Regions from separate parts of the Homo sapiens genome. Here all the other regions are linked to region 1. A link is a loop called in an ENCODE intact Hi-C map of the cell type or tissue named here. Cell type or tissue: A673. All regions are shown on one strand. Each heading gives the region's core, and the rest is flanking DNA. Links, peaks and the distances in the headings are about the cores only.

Region 1 (8,483 bases), core at 420-8,419:
ACACAAAAATCCTGAACTCAATATAATAAATGACCATCAATCATATTCTATGTATAGACCTATATGTAATTATAATAATGAAATTTTAAATAAATTAGTATGCAGATAATCCATTTCCTACATTGAAATTAGAGTGAACTTTCTAAAACACAAATTTGATAGTGTCTCTCCCCTGCTTTAAATCCTTCCATGGCTCCTCATTGCCCTAAGGATAATGAAATCCAAATTCCTTAGTGTAACATACAAGGCCTTCCACTGCCCAGGTCTCTGCTTGTTATTCCAACTTCACTTCTTACTCCTTTCCCTATCTTGTTCCATTTATTCCAAATTTTCTATAGTCTTTAGGACCCAAGCTCCACACCAGAACTTTATACGTCTCTGTTTATCTGCAGCTTTTCTTTTGGCTTAGAGGATCGTACTTCTTTTCCCTTCCTCCGTGCACCCTCTTGTTCCTCAGTAATTAGATATCAAGTCTCCCTGACCCCCAAGGCTGGATAAGCTCAATCTTCTCCACAGTCCCATAGCATCCCACACTGTTCTCTGCAATTGTCTGTACACCACCAATTGGTAACTGATGCTTCATTTTTTTATCCCTCAGTAGATTGTGAGGTCTTGAGGGAACTGTGAGCTTGGCAGAGCAATCGGCACAGAGTTGATTAAATGTTTATTGAATGAGAACATGAATGAATCAATCCGTTGAAGAAATCCAACTATGAGGTGGCAATGGGAATGGAGGAACACAGGTGATAGGAAGAAATAATCCAAAAGAAAAGTAAACAGGACTTGGTGATAGATGTGTCATAGCCAACTAATTGACTTTGTAAAATTCAGCTCAGAATTGATACTCTCTGCCAAGCCTCATCTTACAAATCAGCCTCTATCAGCAGCAGGCAGGAGTCCTTCTGGCTCAAGTCTTTCTTCCACTGTGGAACTACTTGCAAAAATGTGTTGCTTCCCCTCCACATTTCATCAATCAGCTCACCCCTTCTGGATATAGTACTAACATAGCACACAGGAAACCAAATGCCATGCTCTGCATTCCAGCGTCGGCACCCCATTCTATCATCTCTTTTATGTATGGTAAGAATCCTGTGAAGTGGGCTGGGTAGTTTAATTCCATCTATTCAGCTTATTTTCCAGGTAATGAAGGAGGCACAGAGATCTCAAATTGTAAACCCTAAGTTGTGGAAACTTTGCCTGGGGCACTTATTCCACCAGATCTTAAGTGGGTGCTCTAGGATCACTGGAGCAGGTAAAAAGATGTATTAATGGCATTATGGTATCTTCCTGAAGAGTCCAAAGAGCAACCAGGGAATAGCAAAAGCAAGGGGAGAACTGGATTCAGATGGGTCTCGTATACACATGTTATTGATGATTTCTTCTGAGGCATCAAAGGCATTTCCCCTGAAGACACCAAAGGCAGAGAAGACTGATTGGGAACCTCCTGGGCAGAGTGTCCTAACACCTTTTCTTAAATAGAAATGGAAGTTTCGCATTCCAGCTCATAAGGTATCCCTAGTTATCTTAATATAGGTGTTTTAAATTATTTGCAAGTTAAATTAGTCAAAACATTTTAATACACAATCAGTGTTTCAGTCTGATGCATAAAATATATTCTTTGGTTTCTGCTGATCACCCCAGTGTATTGTGCTGAATCACGGTATGGTATTCTTTTTTCTTTTTTTTCTTTTTTTCTTTTTTCTTTTTTTTTCAGACAGAGTCTTGCTCTGTTGCCCAGGCTGGAGTGCAGTGGCGCGATCTTGGCTCACTGCAAGCTCCGCCTCCCGGGTTCACGCCATTCTCCTGCCTCAGCCTCCCCAGCAGCAGGGACTACAGGCACCCGCCACCACGCCCGGCTAATTTTTTGTATTTTTAGTGGAGACGGGGTTTCACTGTGTTAGCCAGGATGGTCTGGATCTCCTGACCTCATGATCAGCCCGCCTCGGCCTCCCAAAGTGCTGGGATTACAGGAGTGAGCCACCGTGCCCGGCCACCGTATGGTATTCTTGAATCCATCACTGGAGTCTTCCAGAGTGTGAGTAACCAGTAAGAGAAACACAGGACTATCGAATTCTTATCTCTGGGTTTTAGAGTTCTTAGTTAAAGTGACTATCAATTGGGGGAATTTTTCATAGTTAAAAGTGAGGCGTTCCTGACCACAGGGACTATGGGGCCTCTAGGCTCATATAATAGGTGTTCCCATTTATTAGAAAGTTCTGGGATTCTAGCACAAGGCCATAGCCAATCAGTTTACTGTATTAATTATGCTGTTAGTTATTAACATGTTTTAAAGTTATGCAACACTTCCCAAAGGCAGAGACAATGTCACATTCATTTGTTTCAAAGGCTGATTGTAGTGGTTCCTGTGTGCTGAATATGTGCTTCACGAATGTTACAATGTTAATATTCAAACAATGGTAGAGTTTTCACAAAACACAGGGAAGCTTGTCCATAATAAGTTCAATTTAATAAAATTTAATAATAAACAACTATAACATTTAATAAATACACATGAGAATTAAAATTCAATTAAATAATTAAATCATAAAATAATTATTTTGATTGTTTTATTAATTAATTATTTTATTATTTTATTTAATTGAAATAAGCTTAATTTAAATAAACTGCCTATGGTAATAGCAAGAAAAGCTGCAGCTACCCAGCAATAAATGTCAGAAAATATAAAAGACTTTATGGGCATAATTACTAAAAAATATAAAAGAAGAGTTGGATAAATGGAGAGCTATACTTTATTAGATGGAGAGATTCAATATGTAAAGATGTCAGTTCTTTATAAATTAATTTCTAAAGCCAATACAATTTCAATGAACATTTAACAGGATTTTTCCCTTATATATTTAACAAATATCCTAGGAAAAAAAAGCCGTTTCTGTCACCCATCAATGTCAGGATGGTGATGTTGTTAATAGCAAAGGAAATCTCTAATTCCTCCCCTCCTTGCAGAGTGGCATCGTTAAGTGAATTTTCCCCACATTTTATTAAAATCTGCATTTTCTGGGATGTAAGATGCTATTCGGATCATTTACATGACTGAAGTCATTTGATTTTCTTTTTTTTTTTTTTTTTTTTTTTGAGACGGAGTCTCTGTCACCCAGGCTGGAGTGCAGTGGCGCAATCTCGGCTCACCGCAAGCTCCGCCTCCCGGGTTCACGCCATTCTCCTGCCTCAGCCTCCCGAGTAGCTGGGACTACAGGCGCCCGCCACCAAGCCCGGCTAATTTTTTGTATTTTTAGTAGAGACAGGGTTTCACCGTGTTAGCCAGGATGGCCTCGATCTCCTGACCTCGTGGTCCGACCGCCTCGGCCTCCCAAAGTGCTGGGATTACAGGCGTGAGCCAGGGCGCCTGGCCTCTCCCTGCTTTTCTAAAAACACAATCTACGATGGGGTCTGAGGCTGCTTGTAACATGTAGCATTTTTACAGTTGGAAATTCTGAAATCAAGAAAAGAAAAACCACTTTCTCTCCAGCCCTACCGCTAGTGACTGGCTGTGTCTCTGACTGAACCAAATCTGGTAGTAGACAGAGAAAAGAAAAATGAAAGGAATAAAAATTGAAGATAGAGAGACCAGGATGATAATCAAACAATGCCTTACGTTTATGAAAAGTTTTCATTTCCACTATCTCATTTATGTATGGTAAGAATCCTCTGAAATGAGCTGGGTATTTTAATTCCATCGATTCAGCTTATCGTGCAGGTAATGAAGGAGGTACAGAGACCTCAAATTGTAAACCCAGTGCATGACATAGATATATTTTATTATCTCTTAGGCAGTGCTGTGTGTGGAAGGAGCCAGGCTTTCATCCAAACCTAGACGGTGCACATTTTCAACATGGAAAACATTAGGGAAGGCTTTATGGTGGTGGTAAGAAGTGGGCTTTGAACAAAAACAGAACCTGAAGTGTTGGAGGAAAAAGGGAGGGTGTTTCTCATGAGAAAACAGGCACACAGACCTGAAGTTGAGGAGGAGAACAGCTGATGGAGCGTAGCAAGGAATTGGCCTCAGGGGTGAGAGCTTAGGAGGAAAGGATCACAAGAATGATGCCAGGATGGAGGAGGTGGGGTGCTTGGCCGAGACCCCCCAGGGCCCCTTGGAGAGCTGTTCTGATGGACCAGAACCCTAAAGATCTCAGTGGGACGGTCAGCATGCTTTGGGACCTGACTGACCTTGACTCCTTTCCCACTTTGTTACTTGCTGGCTGAGCGACCTTGTGAAGTTATTTATCTTTTTGTCTCCAATCCCTCCTGTGAAAGATGGAGTTGTATTTCCCTATACAACTATTGTGAAGAATGAATGAGTTAATGAATGTGACACAGTACCTGTCATGTGGAATGTACTCAATAGATATTATTATTATTATATGAACATGGGAGTGCCATGATGACAGGCTACAAGATAAATGAGAACAGTCAGTTAAATTTTAAATAACCCATTAAGAATATTGCTTGGTTGGGAAACCAAATAATCTGTCATAAACAAGATGTGCTTTGCAAAGGCTTCACTGTAGAGACCTTTGTAGGACCATGCAAGATTTGCTCTCATTATGGTTCATATGATCAGAATTGGAATCTTAAAATTACCTTCCACCCCCTTATCCTCATCCCTTCAAAAATGTAAATGGAAGCATTATCTCTGAGCCATCCATCCTGGAACCTTCTAATGTTCTCTTTCCAAAAGAAGGACTGGGAAACGTGATGGAAGCTCTTGGAGTTTCCATTTAGGAAGAAAACAAACAGAAAGAAATCACACAAATTCACACTCAAGTGCTACTCTAAATGGGAAGAACATATTTCAAAAAATAAACACTCTGTTTGACTAATCAGAAGGAAATCTGCTCTCTGAATTCAAAGGCCTCTGCATAGATATTAACAACATAGAGAGAAGAAAATGGCTCATTAATGATTTATGAAAATTGTTGTCACCGTCAACCAAAGCATATTTTGTGATGAATGAAATGACTTGTTACACACACACACACACACACACACACACACACACACGCCCTACCCCCTGCAGCTATGGGCCCTTCTTGGCTGTCATAGTGTGAATCACCACTCGAGGGAGCCCAAGGTTCTCTGGTCCTGGGCTACCTACAGTCACCAGGATGCAATGGAACATGTTGGGGAGACATGTCCTTCTGCCACTCTACTGCAGGGTGGACATTTGGGGCCGAGACAATTCTTGGTGTGGGGGCCCATCCTGTGCACTGTACGATGTTAAGCAGCATCCCTGCACCCTACCCACTAAATGCCAGTAGCAACAATACTCCCTCTCCCAGTTGTGACAATCGAAATGTGTCCAGACAGTGCCAAATGTCCCCTAGGGGACAAGCCACTGCTCTAATGAAGCTCATGGAGGTCGTAGGCCCCCAACACTTTGGTCTCCAATAGAAAAGCACGGCAGGACTGAGAGAGAGTCGAGTCACCAGCTGTATTTGTCTCACTCTCCTGTGAGCGGCTTAGTGAGAAGCAGAATGCAGGAAGGAACGATCCAGTTCCCTGATGGCCTCACGGGTGTTCGGAGAGAGCCCGCATCTCAGCCAGCCTTTATGAAGAAAGGAAACACTGTCAAGGCCTGTCTGGGATGGTGCAAGCTGAGGCAAGGCCGTTATCTTCAGCAGCTCAAATGATTAGTTAATTATTCATTACTATTTGTCATAAAACCCTGAAGGTCTGCCAAGTGGTAGTATGCAGGCAATACTAAGGCAGCGGACGTGTCTTTTCTTATTTTCCAGTGAAGATGAGGCATGGAAAGACTGGGCTGCTCTGACAGCACACTCTGCACTGGCACTGGGGGTGTGCAGATGGAAGGTCTAGGAACACGGCACTCTGGATCGCACCATCCTCTGGGCTCTGCGTTTGACATTCTCCCCTCATACTTCCCACTCTGTTGGCTTCAGAGATCATGAGGCCAGAGGAAAAAGCAATGGAGGCGGGTGCTTCCAGCCTGAAAACAGTCGGAAGCTAGGAGCTCCCGTCTGTCAGCCTTCCCTCCTGCTCTCCATAGCGGTGGAACACAGTCCTACCAGCAAGGGGCCTTCTCTGCCCTTTCTCCTCTCTTCTTTCTCCTCTGCCCCCCAGGGTCTGCTTTGTGGTGTCTCCTCCCTCTCTATTCTTCTTTATGTCTGCCTTTGTTATTCATTTTAACCAGAAACAAGTATATGGTTTATGGTGGGGGAGCTGGGGCTGAGGAGACTGGAGACACAGTGCAATTTGCCCCAGATTTTGAAAACACCCAAAGGATGGCCTGGCTTTTAGCCCCACTGAAAGAAAACCAGACAGGCTGACCTCTATTTGCCTGAAAACAAGCCAAGGCTGGGGTTAGGAAATTAAGATCTAGAGTCCCAAAGATTCACCATTCCAGGACCACAGCTGAGGCTTCACTGCTATGCTGTGCGGGAGGGGGCTGTGAGATCCCGGCATGCCAGGGCAAGAGGGCAGGAGAACCAGCAAAAGTCAGGCTTCGCTCTAATGAGAGAGACTTCTAGGTTTCCCTTCGAGGTGTTGGGTGGTGGGGGAATAGTGGCTGTTTCCTTGACAACTGTCATTTAGAATCCAAATAGAGTTCATCATTTGATGAGTTTAGGGCACCACAGGCTGTCCTGATGTGAAGAAAAGGCTATTCCGTGCTAAAGAGAACTGGCTTCATTTTAATCCTTGACCTCCACCTTACCTGAGTCACTGAGAGCTGTTCCTCTTCCCAGCACAGCCAGCACACAGGGTCTGGCCAGGTCACAAGTAGATCCAGGCACATCAGCAAAGTTATTAAGAAGCCTATAAAATTTGGGGACGCATGAGTGGGTGAGACAGTGATTAGAGAAGCCAAGGAGAGGATGGAAGAGGATGAAAATAGGCTTAGGGCTGCCAACTAAGCCACCTGTGACTGCTGGTCTCATTAACAGCTCTTACTGGGGTGAAGGGATATCCTTTGTCCTGGTGCTATAGGGTTTTATAAACTGTTTATCCATTCAATATTTATTATTTATTTATTCAGTCAATTGGCATTCATTCAATATGTATTTATTCACTCAATATTGATTTACTCATTTAATAAATATTTATTGATTTGATATTCATTCAATAAATACTTATCAAACACCTACCATAGGCCAAGCTCTGTTTTAGGTGCTTGAGATACATTAGGAAAGAAAACTAAGAACTGTGTCTGTGGAGCCCTTGCAGGAGGCCAAACATCTTACATTTGATTTGATCCTCACAGTAAATGTATATGGAAGACACTGTTGTCCCCATTTTACAGATGAAAAAACTGAGGCTGAGTGAGATTTAATAACAATGTAGGTATTAAATGGTGGAAATGATCAAGCCCTGATCTGTGCAATTCCAAGTGTGTGTTCTTTTCAAATATGACTTTAATCCTGTGGAGATGTCACTTTACTCAAGGAAGAGTAATCAGCTTTGCATTAGATATTCGTTAGTCTATTTCTCCAGAATTTATGTGCAGAAATTATCCCTATAGGGGAACAAACCAACTTACACACAAAGTGCCAAATGTAGAAAACCAACCGATTTGACAAAGCCACTCACCAAGGATGTATGTTTGCTACGAAGCATGATGTCATCAGAGCCTGGTTGTATAAGAGAGTATTTAGCAAGACTTTAAGAAGAGTGAATGAATATAGAGCTTTCAAGGACTTATCAAACTTAAAGGTAACCAATGCAGACAAAATGCTTGTAAAATGCTAATTAAGGTACACCTCTTTGCCAGTAAGATAAGGTGAGGAGATGATATGATCTAAGGCATTCAGGGCAGTGAAGGGGAAGGGGGTCATTTCCAACATTTAGCGTAACATAAACACAAAAAATGCCCACTTATTAATGAATAGAGATGCATTCTTTGTTAGCTGGTACCCAGGTTGGGTAGAGGGGTGAGAGTGGGTATTCCATTTGGCTTGGAGGCTTTAATTTTGTTGCACTATTTCTGAGTGTGTAAAAATTGCTGCCCAAAGCAGCTCTAATTTGCTCCTCTTTCAGCTTCTCTCAGGAAAAGTCTGGAACACGAGATGATATTCTCCACTCGAATAAGATGCTGGCAGGAACTGGATAGAAAACTGGTGGAGATACAGTGGATGTATATGAAGAAGGAGCTATCTGTCACTTGTGAGGCATTTTGAATGCTAGGTGTTCTACATACATATTTTGTTAAATTCCAAAACAATTTCAAGAGGTAGAAATGATCACACTCACTGATAGGTGAGGGAACTAAGACTCTCACAAGTAAATTGCCCAGATCTCACAGGTAGAAAGGTACAGAAGACCACCATTTGGAATAAAAATAACTCCAGAAATACTGGTGGCTTCTCACTCTCATATCCTCTTTCCTCCCTCATTCTAATCCTAACCGTGTGCTCCACACTGACATATCCAGGTATCAGAAGTGTGTCTGGGACAGGCAGGCAGGCACAACAATGCCCACTTCGATTCCACACACTTCAGGTAGAACACCA
Region 2 (8,483 bases), core at 230-8,229, 150 kb after region 1:
TCACTTGTCGGAATATCTCTGATTCTGGTGGAAGTTTTTACTTTTGTATCATTTAGTTGCTTTATTCTTACATATATGAAGTAGAATTTTTTTTCTTTTATATGTTCATCTCTGGGAGACAGTGAATAGTGGTGAATTCTCTACTACTCAATAACTTGAAAAATTACTGCATTCAGCCACATGCATTTAAATCACGCATAAACAAGCCAAATTACTCAGAATCAATACAGTGGCAACACAATCTAGGGAATATTGTTGGCAGATTAGAGAGAGATAATGTTGCTTCATCTCATTAGGCTTTCAAATTTTGCTTTCACCTCTAATGATATGTTCATCTAGATTTCTACATATCGTTCAAATGATCTGAAGCCACATTTCACATAAATTTCAGACTTGATTCTTTTTTTCCATTCAGAATTGACTGCAAAACCATATATTGTATCTACATTCAAGGAGAGGTTGATTTTAGCTAACAATAATGCAAAATATTTTCAAATGTGAATGTCTGCCTTTCCAATATACACACTGTCACCTTCTTGCCAGAATGATTAACCATTTTAGCTGCAGTTGTAAGGACACTGAGTGTTTTGAGAATTTTAAAGGGAAAAATCTGGAACCCAAATAATATACATAGCAGCATTACATTTGGACAATTACATTTCAAAGGTGTTTTAAATTACGAGTACACTTAAAGGGTGTTTCTCTTCATTTTTGTAAAATTAACTACTAAGCAAAATTAGTTTTAAAAATCTTACTCTATGTAAAGTGAGTAACCATATCCAGACTTTTTTCTTTCATTAAGTTCAATTTTCTGTTATCAGTTTTGCTTAAATCAAGGTACATATGCATTTCCTCTTGGGAAAGCATCTCTCTCTCTGTCTCTCTCTCTGTCTGTCTGTCTCTCCGTATCTCTCTCTCTATATATCTACACACACATATGTACACATACATATATTTTAAAGGTGTTCTGTTATCTTTATTTGCAAAGTAGACAAATGGCAATATTATTCTTTAAAGCCACTAAAGATTACACACACACACACACACACACACACACACACACACACGCTGAACTCGATTTGTAATGAGAACGAACCTTAACTCTTCATCTTAGTATTTTGTTTCAGTATTCACTAAAGTGCCCAATAAGCTATATAGTTCATTTATATAAATTAGAGTTCTTACCTTTTTATTCATTGTTGCAGAAATAAAACAACTTGTGAAAAGTGCTTCAATTATCTTTTGTAATTTCAGCCTATCAAACTACCTTTTAAAGTAGCCAAGCTATATTAAAATACAAAATTAAAATCCATACATGCCTACCTAAAAAAAAATCCAAATGAGAAACATTTAAAATCCATTAAATTGCCAGAGCAGCATGCAAAAAATAAGATCTGTTAATCAAACTGTTCTTAGTAACATTAAATTCTACTTTATAAATACACAACGATGTGAGAAGAAAACTCAGTCAACCAAAAAGAAAATTAACTCTTTGGTACAGGAATTAAAAATGTCACTCAATGCTAAAGTGAATAGCACCAGGATGTTTTATAGTTGTTGAGGTTATAAAACACGAACTTCAGGCACCAGTAGGTTAAAATATCATCCAATGTATACTGGCAAGAATATATAGCTTGCAATACGCAGGTAAGCTTTCCCTTTAGTTAACAGCCTGCAAACAATTAAACCCTGTATTTGGTCAAACAGGCAGGCAAAGCCACAAAAAAGCCCACAACTTCTGTTAAGCTATTTTGTCCGCATCTTTGTTTATATATAAAGCTATCGATACCAAAAAAATCAGTGTTGAACTGTTATAAGAACGACATTACATGTTACAGATATTCAAAATACCAATAGAAATGGAGACCTTCGAGGTATCAAGAACTCCAAAATATCCCAAATGTTAAAGTGAAAGCCACCCTTATATATTGTTTATTTTTCCTCTGGTGACAAAATTTTCTATACACTCAGTATCTTTTCTTTGCAATAAGAGATTTCCAGAAAAGGTGCCAGTTTTTTCAAACTTTGGTCAACCTATTCATTTCTCCTCTGCATTAAATAGCTGAGTTTTCCACATTATTTTTAACACTTCACATGATCATACTCTACACAATTATATTTAAAACTAAAATATTTATAAAAGGCATCTGACCAACTGAAGAGAAACCGCAATATAAATTCTTTAAGTTAAATAATTCAAACTAAATGCTTATATGCACTAACAACTCTTCCCATAAAAATGGTATAAATAAGAGATAAGGCTAAAATGATTACAGCAAAGAGATTCTCTGATGTCAGAAACTGGCTCCAGTCAACTCTGTTGCTGAGATGCTGATTATTCATGCACCATCTAGCCTTCTCTCCATCTTAGTAAGTTTGTGGATACTCACTACTCATTTGTACCTATTCTCTAGGGTGGACAAGGCAAAAAGAACATAATAATAGTAAAAAATATAATGATAATGGAAAGTATCAGTAATATCAATGACTTTTTAAAATACCATTGTTATTTCTGTTTCAAATTAGCAGGCAGTATTGTAACATCTGAAGAACTGACAAAGATATAGTGAGTTTTGTTGCTAAAAATTGCACAATGATAATAAAAGAAGTCAGAAAAGTCACTTTCCTGAAGTTAAACCATCATCATCTCAAAAGGAGCAGAAATGCTAAATACTGATTAACATATAGAATTACAACACTGGTTCAAAATAGTTCAAGCAAGTTGGTTCTAATACTTTCTTATACTGTACTGTGGAATATTCTAGAATTCAACTGAGAATGACTAAATATAGAGCACAATGAAATCTGTGATTTATAATAAATTCAGAGGATGATTTCTAGAATAAAAGTTAACAAACTTGGGCATTAAATAACACATTCATTAATCATACAGTTAATACTAGCAAGTAGAACACATTAAATGTACATGGCTTATTTGCTACACTTACCAATACTTATATTTTTAAAGCAGTAGTAGAGTTGTGTGAAAATCTAATATTTGTATCTATTAGCAAACTACTCAATGTTTGTATGTGTGAATTTTATCAAATAAATTCTAGATATATCTATGTATATTAGAGGTCATGTCAGAAACTTATTCAATAAAGTAACTATAGGTTATTAAACTTGGTAAACTTGAGCTAAGTAATCTATTGATACAGGAAGCGCAAGAGAAGCAGAGACTAGAGAAAAGTCCAGAGAGAGACTAGCAGCTCTATTAATTAGTATTAATGGCATATTAAACCAGAGCTTGGTACATTGTGATTTTATAGCAATACATGTGAAAACACTCAAACTACCCCATGATCTAACACACAGAAAATTGTGTAGCTATAATCTAAATCAGTTCACACTTCCTGGTTTGAAGTGTTGTCCTAACTTAAGTCTTCATGATTAGCATTCAGAATTAATACACCCTTTGGAGTGAAACATATCACCCACTAGTTACTTGTATGGGAGTGACTTGAATGTGTAACAAAGAATAGTTATCATTAGCCATCATACTTAGAGAAAAATGCCTCTATGCATTGGCAAAAACGCACTGATGTTAATCCTGGCAGATGTTTTAACTCAGCTGTTATACTGAACATTACGTATTATGTTCTCTATTTCATTATTAAAAATAAACCATGCTTTTTTTCTGAAAAAGTTAATATGTTAACTACAATTTAAAACAGCTATTTCTAATGTTAAGCACAAATATTTGTAATACAACTCTTAAGCAAAATAGTATTTTTATTATAATGAAACATCAGCTAACTTGATATTTTTAAACTGTAAGTCTGGGTTACAAAGTACCAACTGCTCTGTAACTGAATGCCTACTGCTTGAAGGGTCCTGAACTCAGTCCATTTTTGCCTACAATCTTAAGCCTACATGAAGCCCATAAACATTTTTGTTTGCAGAAAACAACAATGACAAATATGATTGTTAAGGAGGTGTAACTTACAGTATCTAGGTAAAAACCTTTCATTTCCAGAAGGTCGACAAATGACTTTACTGATGTAAAAACATGCTTTAACATACATTTTGCTTAAAATCAAATAGAATGTTTATAAAGAAATACTTCAGTCCAACATACATATTACATCAGTAATCTTACTGCTCACAATTATTTTCTAATGCCCAACACCTTTAGTTGTTTTCAGTTATCCAGAATACATAAGAAATTGTTACTAAAACTATAGATATAACTCTGCGAAATGTAAAAAAAAGAACAAAGAAAAGGAAAATTATACAAAGAATCATTAATCTCTTAGTTATTTTAAGGCAATAGAGCCAGTAAAAAAATCATTTCAAAACTGAGTAAAATAAACTAAATGTAGTTTTTTAGATATTCATTAAAACACAGAAAATGCTTGGTTGTCTTTGTAGCTACAATACATTTCTATGTTTTGTAATAAATTGGTAATTTCAAAGTAACAGCTTTTCCAATTCTAAGGAATTACTCTGCCAAAATAAGGTTTAAAATAAAATACATAAAATGGCTTAGTTTATCCTAATCTGATATAAATTTGTGATTGATTGACAGCAAGAATATAATGGGAACGTACATAAATGAAGCAAAGCAGTCATCACATTCTTATGAACTAGAAATAACATCATAAAAACATGTTCATTTTCATAAAATTTTACATTTTTGTACATACACTCCTCCTAAGTTTGTACTTTTGATATGTTCAGAATGTGGCTATACTATTTACTTATGGGGCAGTAAATCTTTAGAGCCAGTATAATTACATCAATTAGCCAAAAGAGGGCGCAGAAACAACACCAGTAGATATGCTTAGCAAACTGCCAGTTGGTTTTTCTCTAGTAGTCTAATAAGAATTAACAAAACCCACAGGAGAGTTAGGTACGCTAACTGGGGAATACTGAAAGTTACAGTGTTAAGTATATATAGATATACTGTAATATACATTCTTATGTATATATACTGATAGATAGCATTTCTGCATTCAAATAAAATAAGTGTATGCTTTTCTAGTATATTAGTTTGTAGTCCAATAATTTAGGGGAACTGAGTACAGAGGGATCAGGACCAGGAAAGGTAAAGAGGAAGAGGGAAAAGAATATGCCCTAGATGAGGTAAATCTAGGAAAAATAAGAGCACAAATCATCAGAGTGGGAAAGAGACCCTGCCCAGTACCCACTGCTACTACATGAAGTATAAATTAGCCACAAAGTTCTTTAGGTGATCTTCACTTGGCTCTGCTGTTTTCTCAAGGTCTTTATTTGAAAGGAATGTATACAATATAAGGCATTCAACTGATATCTACCTACCTTATCTATATATTACTTCCTTATGAACAGTTCTGTCACCAGGCCAAATGTGGCCAAATTAGCTTGCACAAAATCCAAACCCTTGTGCCTGACATGAACATTCTAATTTTGTGTTTCACTAAGCTTTATAAATATATTTCTTCTATTTAATTTACTACGTCTCTTTTCAGTACCAATAAATATGTTCGTCTGCTGTATTTCTGTTCGTATTTCTGAGTTTGTAAGTAATAAAGTATTCTAATTAGAACATGAAAAACATGATATTAACATCTCTGAGAAGAACTTACTCTATTATTTCAGAATATGCTACAAGATATTTACAATTTCTGAAAGAACTAACCACAGTATAGCCAACTGGCTGACAATGGTAACCTTCTGTTTAATTATTTCCCAGGTATTGTTCCTTACTTTCAAAACTAGCTAAAAGGAAAATGTTAGCATGGTTTATGAACAGTAGACTTTTTCAATCTTCTCTTCAAGGGAAAGACTGTGAGTACATAAATTTTTTAAAAAGATATATGGGTTTTGCAGTATTCTAATGGAAAAAAACTAAAAGCTGAGTTTTTTTCAAAGCATACTAAATGTCTTTTCATACAAATGTTCTATGCCTTGCAAAAGAACATCACTATTAGTAATTTACATTTGTACAAGGCTAATGATAAACACAGATCATTATATTTTCTTATTTTAGGTTCACTTCCTAACACTAGCTACTAGTAAAAGGTCTCTCAATGCAAATTACAGCCAGCCAATTAAAATTTAATTTTAATTTAGGGATTATAGGTACACAAAGTTAGTGACTTTTTTTAGTAGTAGCTTCCTATAAATAAAATTTCTATATGAGTTGGCCAATATATATAAACCTTCAATGTGAAATTTTACATCTACTAGTACATAAATAAAAGTAAAAAGTATACTCTTTTCAAAAGCACAATATTCCTCTTTATACTGTACATTATATACTATCTAGTTATACTAGCATTTTAAAAACATATGCATTCTAATATAACTGCACTAGAAAAGGTAATTGTGAAGTTATTGCAAATTCTCTCCCCTTTTTGCTCATTAAAATCTTAGGATAAAATAGGAATACATGCCCACTGGTCAGGAGTTCTCCTGGGAGCAAATATTTTAATCACAATCAATAATTACAACAGTAATAGTGAAAATTGAAAAAATTATTGTGAAAAAAATTTTAACATTTCCTTTATAGTAAGGTAGGTAGTTGGTGTTTTACTTCAGTGGTACTTTCATGTTGGTTTTGGTGAAGAAAAAAGAAGAAAACGTAAGCAAGCCACTCCTAAGAAACCAATGCCCGTTTTGTGTTGCTGTTGTTCACTCCTATGCTGCTGCATTTTTAAAAACGTTGCAGCACATTTAAAAGGAAAGGTTATTTTAAATTGGATTTGAAAAAGAAAATTTACCTATACTATAAGAAGGTGTATCAACTTTTGTAAAACCTGAATAATTAAATTTAGATTTGGTTACTGTTTAAAAGTGAAAATTTTAAATAAACATCTGAAATTTACCATAAATTAGAATCTGTAACACTGTCAGTACTAAAATAAATTATGTACAATTATTTCATCCTAATCACTGCCTTTTGAGTTTAATAACAAAAGCATTTCAAGAAATCCCTGTGGAAAGCTAATTTGAAAGTAAACATGCTTTAAAACTTAAATATAGATCTTGTATTAGTCCCACAACAGGATCAAGATCACTATTAAAATAAAGCCTGGGGCACATTATGATGCCTAAGACTGGTGGGTGGATTTTAATTGACTTGAAGACTGTCATAGTTCTATTATCATAAAACCTGTAACGCATTGCCAGCATGGAGGACCCATCTGTGCCCACCATCCATCTGTTTAGACATGATTGGCAAAGTGGTAGGGAACTCGCAGTGGTTGCCTCTGCCTGAAAGGAATGAACCACAGGATCTTCCAACGAGTGCCAAAAACTTCTGAGAAGGTCTGCTGCCATGGCTTTCGGGGCCTCGATCTACAGAAGACAGCATTATTAGTGAAAGACAGCACTCCCATGGTGCACTTCAGTCAGCTAAAACAATACAGATTGGCTGGGGATCCATTACTGGACTCTGATGAATTGTGTCCCAGCATCATAAATACAGCTTTTCTTTCATTATGGCATGCAGCTGAGTTTTAACTCTGGATAGCAGATATTGTATCTGTGTCGTCAATCAACCGAGCGCAACTTTTGAAGCAGAGGAAAATCTCAGGATTAACAGAATGTGTGTCAACAACACAGTAGCAAATCTCTTTTGATGTACTTTCAGGACAAATAATTTAACTTACTTTAGTTAGACAAGGCACAAGAATGATCAGCATTTTAGTGTGAAAACTACCATGGCTGGAAAACCCCTACTGTAAGACTGGGGTAGCTTGCCTAGCACAGGCCTCAGACAATGCACCAAGAAAAAGCCATCATTATATTATCTATCTACCATATGCACATATTTCTCAAGTATGTCCAGTTCTTTCCAATTTTAAATAATACTATACACTTCAGTTTTATACTTACATATCTTCACAACAGTTTGACATCTTTTCAATAGATGTTGTATCCTATTAAAAATAAAAAATTATATTCAGATGTAAGAAAGTTATTAAGTCTTTATTCTGTATCCACTCTATCATGTTTTTAATCTTATTCCAAAAATATTCTATAGATTTAAACAGTTTATATATGAGTATTATGAATTTTAAATTATCTTTCATACATTGCTGGAATCCCCTTGGAAAAACAAAATCAACATTATACTATGCAAAAAAAAACCTATTCAAATACTAAAACCTCACAAAAATTATGACAGTATCACTTCATTAAAATATAACCTTTTATTACACTTGCTTTCTTGACAATTCCTTTGAAAGTCTACAATCTACTTTCAATTTAACTGTCAGTGAATATGCATTAAAAAATAAATACTAAAATGACATATGAAAGAAACTAATGAACAGAAAACTGCCTAAGAGTCAGGGTGCTACTGGTTCTGGGTTTCTGTAAACAACAACAAAACTCAACAAGGCAATCTATGAATTTGCCATATTACAACATCTATTATTCTGAAAACTAAACTGACCAGAGTTCTTTCTTAGCGGAAAAAATAACTTTTTTGATAATACAATTCCCTAATTGTATGCTTTCTGTAAGGCTCTAACACAAATATGTAAAAAAAA
Region 3 (8,483 bases), core at 230-8,229, 190 kb after region 1:
CCTAGTAGCTGGTCTTCTTGCTATTATCCTTGTCCTTTATTTTTCATAGCAATCAGGTTTTTTTTACTAAAATGTAAATGAGATTGTGTAATGGCTCAAAACCCTCCAACAGCTTACAAAGTCCCAACCACTAACCATCTTAATAAAGTCTCCAGTCCAATCACAGCCCTTACTACTCTCAACTCATCATCTCCTATTGCTCTGTCCCTAACTCACTCCACTCAAGATACACTGGTCTCCCTACTGTTCCTTGAGAATGTCAACAACAGTGACTTGCTTGAGTTCCAGGTCTCTGTTCAAGCGTCACTAGAGAAAGGTCTTCCTTGACTATATCCACCCCTGTACCCTGCTTTATTATACGTCATAATACTCATATTGTTTACCATATATTTGTTTATTGCCTGTCTTCTCTAATTGGAACGTAAGCTCCTTAAACACAGGAACTTTGTTTTAGAGCCTAGACGAAGGGGAAGTGAATAGACACTCAATAATATGTACTGAATGACTTAATAAATGTTCCTCACAATTTATTAAAATAAAAAAACTGTGTTTTACAAATAAAATTTTATATATAAAATGACAATTTTCCTATCAATGAGTTTGAAGCAATTTTTATTTATAAACCACAGCTTATACGTACTTTTCTGTGTTTTTATAAGACTACTCTGAAAAGTAAAAATTTTTTTTTTCTTTGTGATCTTCCTCCTACTGAACAGTTTCTCAACCTCAGCACTACTGACACTCGGCTGGATAATGTTTTGTTACAGGGGACACTCTTGTGCATTGCAGAACATTTAGCAGAATCCCTGGCCTCCACCCACTAGATGCCAGTAGCACTCCCCTAGCTGCGACAACCAAAAACATCTCCAGACATTACCAAATGTTTTCTGTGGGGGAAAGTCAACCTCCTCCCAACTGAGAACCACTGTACCCACTGGTAAAGGATTTTGTTTTTCTCTGTTGTTAAAAGAATAGAAACACCTGGAGACAGTAAAAATCATAAAATTAAAAAATAAAAATAACAGAAACAGCTTAGATCACATCTGAGATATCTAAAGCATACAGATTTGAATTTTCAAAATAACTAAATAACCAACTTCACATGCTGAGGGTAGGTTCATAAGGCAAATACTCTCACATTAAAATAAGCAATCTTAATTTAATCCTAAAATAAAATCCCATGATACCTGTATGGGTATGAGCACTTTTTGGAATGACCCTTAGCTAAAGTTTATTATATTCTAAAACATAAGAAAAGAAGTTACAAGCTTATTCTACATAAAACCCCTCCACTTCCCAACCCAACGCTCAGGTAAAATGTACTTTTCTCAGTCTTATTACATCCTAATGGCAATTAATATCTAAAGTGAAACAAATAATTATTTATACCTCCCTAATGGCTGTCATTGAGTGTTCAGAATTATCTACTAAATTTTGGTAATCATATGTATGCAATTGTCTTACAGAGCGTATTTCACTAGCATCTGACTGTCAGGTTCATGGCTGAGGGTGAAGTATTCCAGAAAAATTATTTTGTCTGCCTGACCATATTTTAGCAGTAAAAATTCTAGAAAAGTTTGGGCAATCCAATAAGAGAACAGGATAACATACTTCCTTACTACATTCACCAATTAATGCAGTGCTACAGTGTTTGGTAAAAGTAAAAGAAGAGTAAGACAATAAAATTGCTGCCAGGTTTTAACCATTTAAATTCACAGTAACTGTAACAGTTTTACAGAGAAATAAAAACTGCTAAATTTTCTATGTTAAATGCTATTAATATTTATAACTGACTATGGAAACATGTTTAATGAGGACATATACTCAGTCAACCTGGTGTTGTAGGACAGGATTAAGATTTATTATAAGGTTTCTGTGTTCCATCTCTCACTAAAAGCGTAGAGATATACTGACAAATGGAATTGGCAATTGTTAGAATAAATAGATTATTCTTATTTCTTTAGAAATATAAACTATATCTGACATTATTCTTTTCAAGCAAAAAAAATAAAAAATGTTACTAAGGAATATCTCTAGTAGCATCTCAGGAAACAGGAACAAAAAAGCCAAATTACTTTTATATTAGCACTAAAAATAATTTTCATCTCATATCAATTTTAATTCCACAATACTCTTGGCTATTCTTGACTCTTGGCTATTCTTTCCAAAAATCTAAAAAGCTAAATGTGTATTTTAGCAATTTTTTTCCATTCTTCAGTGAACAAAATAAATGACCTTCTAGATATTAAGAAAATAAAAGTTATTATTAAGGCTACAATATTTTTTTAAATAGCAGAAGTACTCAGGCGACTTTAAAACAGATTACACAAAAAGATTAAAATAAATTATGAAAAGATTTACAAATATTCAAAGCTACCTGCAGCCAAGTCTTCTGGCTATTTCTTTTTTTTGTTAGCCAAAAGGCTAGGCAAATAATTCTGTAGGAACAGTTCTGACATCAAATCCCTAGCAACACTATTAGATATCAGCCAATTGGAATAATAATAATGTATCTTCCTAGCAGAAGAGTTGGCTAGGCTGCTAAACATTATTTATTTTCCTCTTCTGAATTTTGGCAGCATTTCCTTTATTGAAATTCTCTCTCCTCTCTTCCCCTTCTGTCACCCACTGCTCTCATAGCCTTAAACGCAGTTAGTATGCTTTTCCCCTTCACATAAAAATAAGTATACAACAATTAGAAATTATCAGAATCCACTTCATCTAAAAAGAAGCTAAAGGACATAATTTTAGAATTAAAGTGGTATACCATCAAAGATTAGCTGTATAATCTCTGACAGTAATAGCCACAAATTATTTTTTTAAAAACCTTGTATTTTCTCATGTAGAGAAATAGTAAACTTTGCCTGCAGCTGATTTCCAGCAGGAACATATTTAAAAAAATATTTTTAACCCACTGCGATGCCTTTATAAGATATAACAGACTGCCTCAATGAAAACAGCAAAATATTAATCTACCAATCAGGAGGTTCACTGAGCTTTCTCTGAAGAGCAGATATTATGATGTTTAGTATTTTTAAATATATTTAATATTATTAATCCTACAATAATATTGCTAAAAAATTCCTTGGGGGAAAAATGCAAAAAGTAGTATTGAATGGGAGTTTGAATAGGATTTAGTAATAGCAAGCACATGACTTAGGGACATGGGCCCAAATCACACCTCTGTCAAGTGGCAAGTTTGTGATTGGACAAGGTATTGAACTTCTCTGAATTTCAGTTACCTTACCTGTAAGATGGCAACCATACTATTTATCCCTTCAGAAATATTTCATAGGAGTAGACATTTTCCACTAATCCAAGTAATACACAAATCCAGAATAATATAAAAAGAAAACATGTTACCAATAAAATATTCATGGATAAACATACAATAAATTTAAGAAGGTATACTCTTTAAATACAGTGGTACTTTCCTTCATATTTAATTGAAAACCGTAATTTTCTAGTTTTGGTAAATAACCAGTATCCAATAAAATGAAATAGAGTTTCATAATATACCAAATGACTAGGCATCTGCTTATAAGCATTTAAAGTAACTATGTGAAATAGTCAAATATGGACCTTGGTAAAAAATGAAAGTTCATTTTCTTCAAAATCCATCTATTTTATTCACTTAAATGCCAAATCATTACCCAATCTACAGGTTTTAGAACCTAGACAATGATTTTCATGCCAATAAATATTTAAAGTCAAACATTACTTTCGAGAGGGGTTTTAAGTAAAATTCAACATTATACTGGAATGATAAATGCAAATGATGCAAACTAATTTAATGTCTAACATCTGAAAAACTTCTCCAAACATCTCAAAGTTTATAATCTTTATTGATTTAGTGATTCTAACAAAAAATGTTTAATTTATCTCCATTTATTTAGAAAACAAAACTATTACTCAAGTTTCTGCAATTTTTCTAGACATGCATTTTTTACACTGAGAATTTGGGGATTTTTTAAGTTACTATTTCTGATAAAGATAGTAAATACTAATTCTTTTTAGGTTCACAGGCCTTTTTTTAGTATAAGACTCAGAATATAAATCAATATCTATAGCTTAAAAAATAAATCCTAAATTTGGGCATTGATTCATGATAAACTATAAATTCCTTATCTCCTGCACATCTTAGTCCTTACTTCCTCAACAAAAGATAAATTCAAGTATTTCCTCAAAACTTCACATGGTAAAAACATATAAATCTTTGAACGTTCGTGATAAAAGAATATTTTAAAAGTAAAGATTAAGAAGAAATCTAAAAAGCATTAAGTTACTATAAAAAACAATGGGGCACTTGCAAAGAAATTAAAATAATCCAGCTCAGAAAGAGCTCTCCTGAAAACAGAAGGCGAGGAGAAGAGAGAAATGGAAGAAAATCAGGCTCCCAATCTGTTCATTTCCCAGAATTTGTGAACAACCTGCTTTCTCTCAACTGTCTTTACCATGAGCATAACATACAACGTACCAGTTTTCTACTGAATACAGGTTAAGTGCCATTACATCAATGGTCAAAGTGCAACTCATTTTTTTTGTTGTTGTTGTTTAATGAATAAACACTTTCGCCTTAAAAAACAAGAAAAGAAAAACAAGAAAGTTAACACTTTCTCTTCTGACCCAGGCAATTCCATTCAGCTTTGGAATTTAAAGATGGGCTAGAAAAGATACTATGCTGCCACCTATCTACGTGAAAGGGTAGAAAGAAAATGCAGACTACAGCTTTTGCTTCAGTCTGGCTGACAGAAGAACACAGGGTCAAAGTCCACCACATGCTTTAACTGCATCATTACTCCCACAAAAAATATGTATAATAATCATTAATGCAATATCCAAAGATAGTTAGGGACCTTCGGGGATCTTATTCCATATCCTGAATAATAGAAAGGATAATAAGATGAAGTTCCTGATACTGTCTTTATTCACACATAGTTTTATACACATAATCAACAGCTGGATACAGATTTTTGCTTGTTTTAGAGAAAAATGAAAGAAACACAGGAAAAGACTTGCAAAAAACACTGATGAGGCAGTATTTTTTGAAGAATATTCCACCATAAAACATTATTTTTTTAAATGTCAATGGTAATAATGGTGACTTTGGTTCTGAAATTATTGGTAATTTTTTTCTACCTTTATGAAAAACACAGTAAATGTAATTTACAAAAGAACTGCTGAAGTAAGAACATTATTTTATTATTTAGCTTTAGAGAAGTTTGTTATACTGCTGGAATTTTACTAAAGATTTGCCCTTAAAACCAATTATTCCAGTTACAGCCTCAAGGGTTTTGTTGTTTTTTTTGCCCAGCAATGACCTCCTTCATCTCCCCATTTGGTTAATCTCTATCTCACCTATGAAGTCCACCATGAGTCTCATTCCCTACTCTACAGCACTTCTCAGACCTTATGGCCACAGAAGTTTTGCACTGCACAACTCCACAGGATACTGTTTACATAGACTATGATGTGAGTGTTGCCTCCTGGAGTTATGCAATTAGGCAGCAATGATTAAAATCACCTGGGAAGAAATTTTTTAAACAAAATGCTATTGCCATTGACACCTATGAGGAAACAGTTCGTATGAGACCAACACTCACACCAAAAACACTATTAAAAGCCAGATAAAATCCAATTAATTAATAAATACACAGCTGTTTAAAGATACTGGCAAGTAGCCAAACTCCCCAGAACTTAAGAGGCCAAAATCTCAGAGAAAGTAGACAGGCGTTAAGGTGAGCCATATATTCTGCACTGCTTTTTATCTGAAAGTACCTGTCAATTCACATTCAGTACTGAATGAAAAGTCAAGTAGAACCGGAGACTCAGAACATCCTGCAAAATCTCCAAGGCCAGGAAAACAGTAACTGTAGGGCACAATCCACAATAAACACCTCAGTTTTTCAGCTGAGACCCCGAAGGACTAGACTATTGGAATAAAGGCAAATTGAAACTAGTCTTTCACAAAGACAAATCCAGCAATCAAGATTCCTTACAAAATACCAATAAATGCAATAAATAGCATCTTTCCAAAAACTGCTATATTAAGACCAATGTTCTGTTATTTAGCATTAGAAATTCTTGTTATACAAACCCCTGATTGGATAAAAATGAGGCTTCTCTTATATCCTATCAAAAAAAAAGAGTAAATCAAATCTGAGGAAAGAACACAATCACACTTTCTACAATTTGTCATGCAAAATGCTCAGTATTCTAACTTAGACATGTCAGAAGACAGGGCCAAATATCTGGAAATTGAGAAGAAAAAAAGAGTCAACAGAAACGGACCCACAAGGGGATCTCAAAGTTAAAGTTATCAAACACAGACATTAAAAACTGTGATTAACACGTTTAAAAAAATAGATGACAAAATAGATGATTTCACCACAGAAATTATCAATGAAAGAAAGTATCAAATGGAAATTCTAAAAGTGAAAAATATAATAACTGAATTAAGAACTCATTAGAAGGATTTAAGGGTAGGTTAGACATGGCAGAAGAGGTGATTAGTAAACCAGAGGATAAATTAATAGGAAATATCCAGAATGAAGCACAGAGGGGGAATAAAAAAGGAAAGTTAAGAAATAAATTCAGAACATATGCAGCACAATGAGACTTCACGTACATGTAAGTAGAATCCCAGAACTGCAGGAGAAAAAATTGAGCAGAGGTAATATTTGAAGTGACAAAGGCCAAGAAATTTCCACAACTTAAGAATGACATCAGGCCACAGATTCAAAGTTACATAAACTCTCCAACAGAAAAAAGTGCAAAGAAAACAATACCAAAGCACATCATAGAATCACAGAATAATTGCTAAAATACAAAGACCAAAAGAAATCATAAAAACAGCTAAAGAAAAACATATTTCATTGGAGTAACAGTAAGACCAACAACTGACTTTACAACAGAAATGATGGAAACCATAAGACAATGGAATAACATCTTTTAAAAACTGAACGAAAGTAACCACCAATCTACAATTCTGTGCCAAACAATAAATCCTTCAAAAATGAAGGAGAAATAAAAGCATCTTCAGGGAACCAACACTGAGAGAATTTGTTCCAAGAGACTTGCACTAAAAGCAGAAAAAATAAGCCTAGAGGAGGCTCAGGTATAAAGAGTACTAGAAAAAGCACCAATATGTAGATAACTCAAAACAAATACTGACTATAGGTAACATATAACTTGTATAACAATATAACACATAATGTATATGTAACAACAATAATGTCTTGTTATCATGTGATTTTTTTCTACATCTACCTTCTACCCCAAAATATGAAAAATGATGATGACAGAGGGTGTTCCAAGACCACTGCTTTCATTAGGTGCACAATGGTAAAGTACTAACTTATATTATACTTCAAAAAAATCAGAATAATGTTTTCACTTTTGGGGAAACTATAAAAAGAGTAAAAGAAAAAGCCATTAGAAATAGAAAATTGGAATTTTTTTTAAATTAGAAATTCCAAAACAGGAAAGAAAAGGAGAAAAATGGGAACACAGAACAGATGAAGTCAAATAATAAATAGGAAAATGACAAAATACCAGTTATACTAAGTAAATATTTACTAAATGTTTCATATTAAAAGATAATTTTTTAATGAAATATCTGCTGTCTGTAAGGCACATTATGAGACACAGTAATCAAGATAGGTTGAAAGTATTAAAGACAGAAAAAGATATACCATGAAAACACTAACTAAAAGACAACTGATATAGTTAAACTAATAACAGAAAAAAAATTTGAAGGCAAGAATCATTACTAAGAATAAAGAGGCATATTTTATAATGATACAAGAATCAATCCACCAAAAAGGTATAACGAAATTTGGATGTGTCTATAATGTAGCTTCAAACTCTCAACTTCTAAATCAATGAAATGACTGGAATTCATTTCAATGTATATTGACTAACTACTGAACATTCATTTGCTTCAGATCATTGGAATATTTAGAGCTACATAGATTATAAAATACTTTCTTCAAGTTTAGTTATAATTCTGGTCCTAGAATTTAGCTTTACTCTATTAAACTTAAGTAGGTTAGAACAGTGCTAATAAACATTCAATTTTATGTATTTAAATTTGTCTGTCTTTTCTTACAATGGGAAATACTGTGGTAAAGCTCTTCTCTCCATATACCTAACTTGATAATATGTATGAATTACTTCATTCATTGAGATAACATATAAACAAAACTAAAACATTGAGATAATATATCATAAACAAAACTAAAAATTACTCGATTCCTCAATAGGAAGCAAAATGGTCCTGGAAATTTCATAACATAATCTGAGTTTTCATTTCATTACTGCTAATATGGTGGTAATTATAAAAGTACACCGCTTGATACAACAAGGAAACCATAAGACTTAGGCTAAGAGAACGATTTCTGCTCAGCACTACTAGACACAAGTAACTGTCAGATCCCTAGAATTATTTATAATGTACTGCTTCATTCCTAAAGTAGCTTTCT

Evidence for each region. A loop is a pair of places that touch in the nucleus more often than their neighbours do. Peaks named below come from ENCODE experiments on the same cell type or tissue, not always from the same donor. Only the 100,000 strongest peaks of a DNase experiment are listed, where the experiment ranks them.
Region 2: a loop joins it to region 1, with 2.9 times the contacts of the local background. A loop is called at or near these places in 9 of 110 quality-filtered maps.
Region 3: it touches region 1 in a loop (4-fold over the local background); 43 of 110 quality-filtered maps call a loop at or near these places.

What each region holds. Positions count from the first base shown.
Region 1 is chr9:14,460,590-14,469,072 of GRCh38, forward strand. It overlaps a transcript of NFIB not described here. Among named protein-coding and RNA genes, the nearest start is that of TRH-GTG1-6, 31 kb to the left of the region's middle. RefSeq lists a silencer at 5,862-6,156. In A673, for the core only: a CTCF peak has its summit at 5,068 (motif pointing right); a DNase peak (open chromatin) is centred at 5,062; H3K27ac peaks cover 556 bases.
Region 2 is chr9:14,611,815-14,620,297 of GRCh38, forward strand. ZDHHC21 (zDHHC palmitoyltransferase 21) reads right to left here. Exons shown (of 10, transcript NM_178566.6): 9 at 7,825-7,868; 10 at 1-7,284. The coding sequence ends at 7,152. Among named protein-coding and RNA genes, the nearest start is that of ZDHHC21, 77 kb to the right of the region's middle. In A673, for the core only: a CTCF peak has its summit at 4,758 (motif pointing right); a DNase peak (open chromatin) is centred at 4,767.
Region 3 is chr9:14,648,261-14,656,743 of GRCh38, forward strand. The region is part of intron 7 of ZDHHC21 (zDHHC palmitoyltransferase 21); the gene reads right to left. Among named protein-coding and RNA genes, the nearest start is that of ZDHHC21, 41 kb to the right of the region's middle. In A673, for the core only: a CTCF peak has its summit at 4,709; a DNase peak (open chromatin) is centred at 4,681; H3K27ac peaks cover 320 bases.